Linked DNA regions of Homo sapiens: all the other regions are linked to region 1. The links are chromatin loops, found by intact Hi-C in ENCODE. Cell type or tissue: MCF 10A. All regions are shown on one strand. Region 1 overlaps SLC1A2 (solute carrier family 1 member 2). Region 2 overlaps CD44 (CD44 molecule (IN blood group)). Region 3 overlaps SLC1A2 (solute carrier family 1 member 2).

What was found. Peaks named below come from ENCODE experiments on the same cell type or tissue, not always from the same donor. Only the 100,000 strongest peaks of a DNase experiment are listed, where the experiment ranks them.
Region 2: a loop joins it to region 1, with 10 times the contacts of the local background. A loop is called at or near these places in 19 of 110 quality-filtered maps.
Region 3: a loop joins it to region 1, with 8 times the contacts of the local background. A loop is called at or near these places in 13 of 110 quality-filtered maps.

What each region holds. Positions count from the first base shown.
Region 1 is chr11:35,386,580-35,389,079 of GRCh38, reverse strand. All of the region lies in intron 1 of SLC1A2 (solute carrier family 1 member 2), which reads left to right. Among named protein-coding and RNA genes, the nearest start is that of SLC1A2-AS2, 31 kb to the left of the region's middle. In MCF 10A, a CTCF peak has its summit at 1,285; a DNase peak (open chromatin) is centred at 1,299.
Region 2 is chr11:35,143,238-35,145,737 of GRCh38, reverse strand. All of the region lies in intron 1 of CD44 (CD44 molecule (IN blood group)), which reads right to left. Among named protein-coding and RNA genes, the nearest start is that of CD44, 5.3 kb to the right of the region's middle. RefSeq lists an enhancer at 1,168-1,227 and a silencer at 1,398-1,447. In MCF 10A, no CTCF peak of the experiment used is centred here; DNase peaks (open chromatin) are centred at 757, 1,097 and 1,367.
Region 3 is chr11:35,259,696-35,262,195 of GRCh38, reverse strand. SLC1A2 (solute carrier family 1 member 2) reads left to right here. Exons shown (of 11, transcript NM_004171.4): 11 at 1,231-2,500. The coding sequence ends at 1,302. Among named protein-coding and RNA genes, the nearest start is that of SLC1A2-AS1, 21 kb to the left of the region's middle. In MCF 10A, no CTCF peak of the experiment used is centred here; a DNase peak (open chromatin) is centred at 1,455.

The DNA of each region.
Region 1 (2,500 bases):
CAGGGGTACATGTGCATGTTTGTTACGTGGGTATATTGCATACTGGTGGGGACTGGACTTCTAGTGTACCCGTTACCCAAATAGTGAACATCGCATCAAATAGGTAATTATTCAACCCTCACTCCCAGCCCCTTTTGGAGTCCCCGGTGTTTATTATTTCATCTCTATGTCCACGTGTACCCAGTGATTAGCTACCACTTATAAGTGACAACATGTGATATTTGGTTTTGTGCTTCTGAATTAGTTCATTTAGGGTAATTCCACCTGCTCATGCTTTCTGAGCATCCGAAGGTGTATCCTGCTGGGAAACAAATGTGAAGGAGGCATAGGCTCTACATGCTCACAATCTGGGGTAGGGTGTTATCTTTCAATAAAAACATGTCTGAGTGGGGCATGGTGGCTCATGCCTGTAATCCCAGCACTTTGGGAGGCCGAGGCGGGAGGATCACTTGAGTCCAAGAGTTTAAGACCAGCCTGGGCAACATAGGGAGACTTTGTCTCTATAAAAAATACAAAAATTTAAACAGGCATGGAGGCACACACCTGTAGTCCCAGCTACTTGGAGATTGGGGCAGGAGGATGGCTTGAGCCTGGGAGGTCAAGGTTGCAGTGAGCTGTGATCACACCACTGTACTCCAGTCTGGGCAACAGAGTGAGACCCTGTGTCAAAACAAAACAAAACAAAAACAAACATGTCTGAGATTATTTCGAATGCTATAAAAAAGAGTTTGTTTCATCTGGTATGTAGTGCCGTAAAAGATGAAAATGTGAAACTGATGAAACTCACTTTTCCTCCCTGCTCTTTAGCAATGGGATGAAAGACATTTTAAATAAATCTATGACTCATCGGGTCTTTCTCTTTTCAGTAAAAATTATTTAAGGCCTATTTTCTGGAAATAAATTCTGGGTAAACCCTACTCCCCTAATGGGATCCCATTTCTTCCTTTCCCCGAGGGTTGATACGTAGAATGAACACAGTCTTTGGATTCAGGCAGACTTGGGTATAAATTCTGCCTCTACCACTTCAAGACTATGAGGCTTAGGCCATGTTCTCTAAGACTCAGCTTCCCCATCCATAAAATGAGTATGATAACGCTGACCTCATAAGGTTGTAGTAACGATTAGTTGCAAGAATATATGTTAATTAAGAAAAAAGTTCAAGTGTGAAAAATGCTTTTATATATGAATTTTTGGTATGAATAAGTTTTCATCACATAGCTAATTGAGTCTAGAAATGATTTTGTTTGTTTTTGTTTTTTTTTGTCACTTCCTCCTCCTTCCAGAAAGGTGCAGTGGGAAGCTGAGAAAGGCATTTTGGTTCCCTTATTTTAAGGTCCTGATGCTTAATGGCTTACCGACTGCATTTTTAAGATATTGTTTCCCTACCCATTCATATCTCTGTCTTATACATGTATGGTTTCTGTCAGTAATTCAACATTCACAAAAAAATGGCCCAGACATTATTTTAAAAAAGAACAAAAAACAAATAGGCCTTGCAGTTGTTACCATGGCAACCAAATACTTTCCTGTCATTTATTCAGAAGTGAATTATTAATGAGCTTTGTCTGGGACATAGTCAGAAAACACACCCGTTACTCTCCAGGGGAAGGTAATATGGCTTCTGTAGCAAGCAAGGTCACAGTGTGGAAAAGTAGGGGATGTTCTTGCCTCCTCATCCAGTGTGGGGAAGACCCAAATGAGCCAGCCATTTACATGGGAGCCTCCTCAGTGGCCAGAGACCCCACGTTTCTGGCATTTTGGGATTGCATAAAAAGCTGGGCCCCTCTCTGAGTCACTTTTCTAGAAGCAGCATCTTGAACTGGCATTTCTTCCCCCACCCACCCCAGAATGATTTGACCCATTTCTTCTTAGGTAATTCTCTCCCACACATTAAGGCAGCCATCTTCAGTGATTGATTGACCAGGATCAAGTACATATACCAATTCTACAGGAGAATGGGGGTGAGGGGAGGTGCCAGAAGATGGGAAAGTCAGAAGGTCTATTTTTGCAGATTACTGGGTGTGGTGGATACCTGTAATCCCAGCACTTTGGGAGGCTGAGGCAAGAGGATTGCTTGATTCTAGAAGTTCAAGACCAGCCTGGGCAACATAGCAAGACTCCATCTCTACAACAAATAAAAAAGGGGGAAAAAAGATGTAAATTTTTGCCCCTTGTTCTTTTTTAAAAATGAAAAAGCACTGCAGGTTAGTCACCAAGCTTCTCAGACAAGGTAATTTTAAGGAATGTATTTAAGCTTTCTAAGTCCCAGTTTCCATGTTTGTAAAATGGGTTTAATAGTAGGACCACATTATTTAGGGGTGGTTGTGAGGATAAATGCATAGGAACTATATGAAGAAGTTCCTGACACACATTAAGCCCCTTAGTATGTTAGCTATTGCTTTTAAAATGATTTATCCCTAAACCATATATCAATATTGCTTGAAGGTTGAATCACCTGAAATTTGTTATGATTTCAAAATACAACCTTTTAAACTGATGG
Region 2 (2,500 bases), 240 kb after region 1:
AGCAGACATGGGGGTTGGAGGAGTGTGGGCCTCTCACCCAAGGATCTCAACCTCGTATCAGTATCTCCAAAATAACTAGAACCCCAAGGTGGCTGCTGCTGGGGAGTGTTTTTGTTTTGAGGCTTAAATTTGGGGTTGGTGTCCTCATCTCACTGGCTCCCACTCCCTTCTCAGCCCAACTATCTAGTAACCCTGTCTTTAGCCAGATGTCCCCAGCGGTCACAGCAGGCAGCCACCAAAGCCGCAAACAAACAGATGGGTGAGCTCACTGTTTGGGGTAGACCAAACATGAGGCCTGTGGTGGGCAGTCAGCCAGCCAAGTCAGCCCTGTCCTGAGCAACACAGCCATCACCATGGTTCTCACTTACACATAAATGTATTTGCACCTTAGCCCATACTGACAGCATGCTTCCATATATATAGATATCATGACTTTTATATTCTAGACATTCATTGCAGTTCAACAGTTATGGGTCAATATTACTGGGATCTGGGCCCACAAAAATGAATGTGACATGATCCCTGTTATCAGGGGACTCCCCCAGTGCTGCAGAAGACAGGAGAAGATACATTGGAATTTGTTTTGTTGTGGTTATTTTCCCCTTTAAGGGGCATGAAAGTCTTTAGCATTCTTTGGCATCACCAATTCCCACCACACACATAGATCCTTCAGGCATGTACTTATAGGCATACCTGCAATGTGCATATGTCCACATCCAGCAAACAAGAATCAAACATGTGGCTTATCTTGGTACGTCACCCAGTGGGGCAATTGAGCAATGGAGAGGGGAGGAATATGAAATACTTACCTCCAAAGTACACATGTCCTGAATCAAACATTAATTTAATTGACACCATCCTAGTTAAGGAGTTGTAAAGATGTGAATTTCTTTATGCAAAAAGCATTTTTAAAAAGTGTTTGACTTTCAATTACATTAAGTCATGTATTTATTTGTGGAAAAATATATAAACATTTAGTCAAAATATGCACTAGACATCAATTGGTAGAGTGTTTGCATATTTGAGATCCTGACTCTCCCAGAAAATCTGGAACGCACAATGACTGTATCCATGCCTGGCCAGACTCCAGAACCACAAACTTTAGAAAGCACCCCTTCCGGTTTACTCTGGCAAGTTGGGCTTGCCTCGCAAACCCAGTTGGGCAGCTGTGGGGGGTACACTTAAAAAAAATTCAACCTGCTAAGTGAGTGAAAAGTGGGATTCAAATTTAAGGTAGAAGGTATCAACCTACCCTGCCATTCTAAAGAACGCCTACAACCTTCCCATTAAAGCAGGGACACAAAGGAAATTGAGTCATCGGTTTCTTGCTGTGCAAACCCCAGAATTTCTCTCTGAGGCAGAAAAAGATCCCCTTTGAAAACTACACGGTGCCTGGTAGCATCTGCCACCTGCTTCAGCTCATTCTTTCGCAAGAACCACTTCCCTTTCAGGCTCTTCGGTGGAGTGACCTAAAGCGAAGGTGCCGGGGAAGCACAATTGCAGTTACTCTCTTATCCCCAGCCCCAGCCCCAGCCAGGAGGCAGTGCTGAGGAGGCCCAGGTGATCTCCAACCACCTCCTCTCCATCAGGGGACCCCAGCCTTGAAGCATCTGACACTGCAGGTGGATCCGAAACCTCACTTGGGTGGCCACATGTCACCTAGAGCCACACACTGGGTTTCAGTTCAAGACCCATGTCAGCCTCCTACCCAGGGTCGCACAACCTACTAATGAGCATGTGAGGAGTGGGTCTCTGGGTCTGTGCATGTGAAATGCTTGCCTGGTCAGAGTGAGAGCTCCTGTAATGCTGCTTTCCTAATATTCAGGCAGAGGGCATTGCCCTAACTTGTCCTGTAGACAAGCAACCACCTCTCTCTTTATTCCAAGCCTGTAAATCAGAGCATATCTGGGAGGGCAGCTGGACTCTGATAAGGGATGTGATTTATTTTAGTTACAAATAACTTGGTTGGCATCTCTGATATCTGTGGCCAAACCTGGGGAGAGACAGGCCAGGGCAGGGCAGCCAAGAGTCCACAGCCTGCCGGGGATGGAGAGAGAAGCCACCCATGCAAGAGTTCACTTATGCTGGCCACAGGGGACAGGTAGTGTGGGAGAGCCACGTATAGCTTCCAAAGTCCTCCAGACACGTAATGAATTGAAGGAGCATAAGCATTGGAGTCTAACATGGGAGGATGTTAGATAATGCGGAAATCCCAACTCCACCACTGGATCCTGGGGCAAGTCATGCCATCTCCACAAGTCTCGATCTCTTTATCTAGAAAATGGAGTTAAAGAGAGTGCTAGGTGTATTGGGCTGTTGGGAGGCTTAGATAAGATATCCTGTGCTACCCCCGGCTTCACATCTAGTATAGAGTCAGTGCTCACTGAGCAGTATTTCCTAGAGACTCAGGACTTAGGACCCTGCTTTACACAGGACCATATGGTACCACAGCAGAGCATCAGGTTTTTAAAACTTTGGTGCTCCTGACCATCTAGCGATG
Region 3 (2,500 bases), 130 kb after region 1:
ACTTTCTCTGGGCAGACAGTCTGTCCCTGGCAATCTTTCTTGACAGTTCACTGAAAGGGAAACAAATTTGCTGCAGCTCTGGTCAAAACTTTAACCATTTCAAGCATTGTTATGTCTTGTTGGTCTGTGTATTCAAACTCTTGCCTGGTAATAGTAGTTTGAAGTTACACAATAGTTTTCAAGTTTAATCAGAATAACTGCATGTGGAGCAGTCATTGCTAATTGCATGGTCTGTTTTTCTGAAAAAAATTGGGGGGCTAATGGGGATTGGATAAATGGTTTTTATTTTCCTTTGCTTGATTCGTTGAAGGGCACTTGGTTTTCTGTTCCTAGCATGTTGTATGTGGTCATGATGCATGCATTTCACTTCCACTTGGGTAAGAAGAAAGTCAGATTTCTTTCAAACATTACTGCGTTTGTCACGTCTCCATATTCTAATGCTTTCATAAATCCAGTCTCTCCATTATGTGGAATATCAGTCGTGGGTTTAAGTTTGCACATGACGTTGAGGACAGACAGACAGAAGGTAAGCTAGGAAAACTACTTAGAAGTGGAGGGGAAAACCTCCTATTCTGCAAAAAGGTTCAGTTCACTTTGAGCCAGGGAAGCATAATATAGATGGTCTGGTAATTTTATCTGATTATTAAATGTCTGCATTGAAGTAATTTAGATAAACATTGTCACCAATCTCAGACTTTTAATTCTCCCTACTTTTCTTTTTAATCTTTAAAGCTGGGATAGCTTATTTGGCACAGCTGAAATGTCATGATTTCTGATTTAAAAATTAGACACGTATGCCATCTACCTGGTGTCATTGCAACTGAACCTTTCACATGCATGAGTAGAACTAGATACCTAGTTCTGGATTTCTTCCTCTGTGGTTGTATGGAGTAGCACATGGGCACTGTATTTTAAGGACTGTGTTATTGTGTGATGGATCTCTGGGTAGTTAGACACCCCACAACACTAAAAACATAGTAGAAGTTATTCCCCAAATTACAAAGCAGCTTTAATACCTTGATACTCCCAAGGCAAATATGGATTTTTAAAATTCTCAGATCACTGTTGAAACCCAAGACAGGTTCAAATTCAATTTGGAAAGAACTCCATTTAAAACTAATATTTCAGTCATGTAGTATAATCTTGGATTTGGTGCTTCTCCACATAACCCACAGGGCTTTTTTCTGGTTCGTGGTCTGTAAGCTGGATGTTGATGATAATTATTTTCAGGTAACTCTGGCAGCCAATGGAAAGTCAGCCGACTGCAGTGTTGAGGAAGAACCTTGGAAACGTGAGAAATAAGGATATGAGTCTCAGCAAATTCTTGAATAAACTCCCCAGCGTATCCTATGGTAACTGATGATATAAACAAGCTTTCTTTAAAAAGGAAAAAAATGCGTATATTTCTATGTTTACTTAATCTGTTAGCCGAGGCTTAGAGGAGCTCTTGTGAGTCAGTGATGACAGGCACGGTGCTGTGTCTTTGCCAAATAATGCTTTATAACCGTCTAATTTTCTCACTTGTATTATTATTTGAATGGATGCTGCTGGAGGAATCAGTTGGAATTGAAGACACGTTCTTGCCAGCTTCCCTTTTCTCCCAAGATGCAGAAATGTGGATGCTCTTTTCCCAGGGGACATGAGTAAAGCAGTGTGGTACACTCCAGGGACTTGGGAAAATGAGCAAACACACAGCGTGTTATTCCTTAAAGTGTTCTCCATGTCTCGCCTTGTTATGCACAAGAGATTCTATTAAAAGCCTCTAGAAGTAACTCCCCTTAAAATGTCTAGTAAAGCTTGCACATGGATTGATTAAAAGCAAATACCTGTCTTAGGGAATTCTGACAATTTATCTTCCATATGCTCTTTAAGTAAAATGTTTCAAAGACAGTTTTAAAGGGAGCCATGCTCTTAAAGGCAGTTGATTAAAGAACCTGTTACATCTCTGCCTTACCCTGTGTAATCTGTGAGAACAATGGTTGAAATTTCAAAGTATGTTTCATTATTCTTTCTAAATTTGATAATTGATTAGGAAGTATTTTATATATAACCACTGTAGATATTGACAAAAGTAAGAGAGCACAGTCAACATAAAGTTTAACCAGAGTTAAATATTCAAATTTATTTATGTTCGGTTTGCCTTCACCTGGTGTAGTAAAATCAAATGAGATTATTTGGTATGTGTTTTGCTTTGTTTAACCCAAAAGATTATTTTTTGGTTCCTAAAGAAAAAGATATTTTTAATCTGTCAATTATTTCAGTCATCATCTCATCGTCCTAGAAAGCCTGGTCATTTTACTGTCCTCACACATGGAAGACACTTGTGTTGGCTGTGCCTCTTTTAATGTCATCTCTTGATGAAACAAAAATACTGGTATTTATCCAATATGTTGAAAGCGTTTTGTTATCTTCTATCAAAGCACATAAAACCAGTTATAGGACACAGTTGGAAGCAGAGCCAGTCTTCCTCCTCAGTCTTCTCAGTAGAAAGGAACAGAAA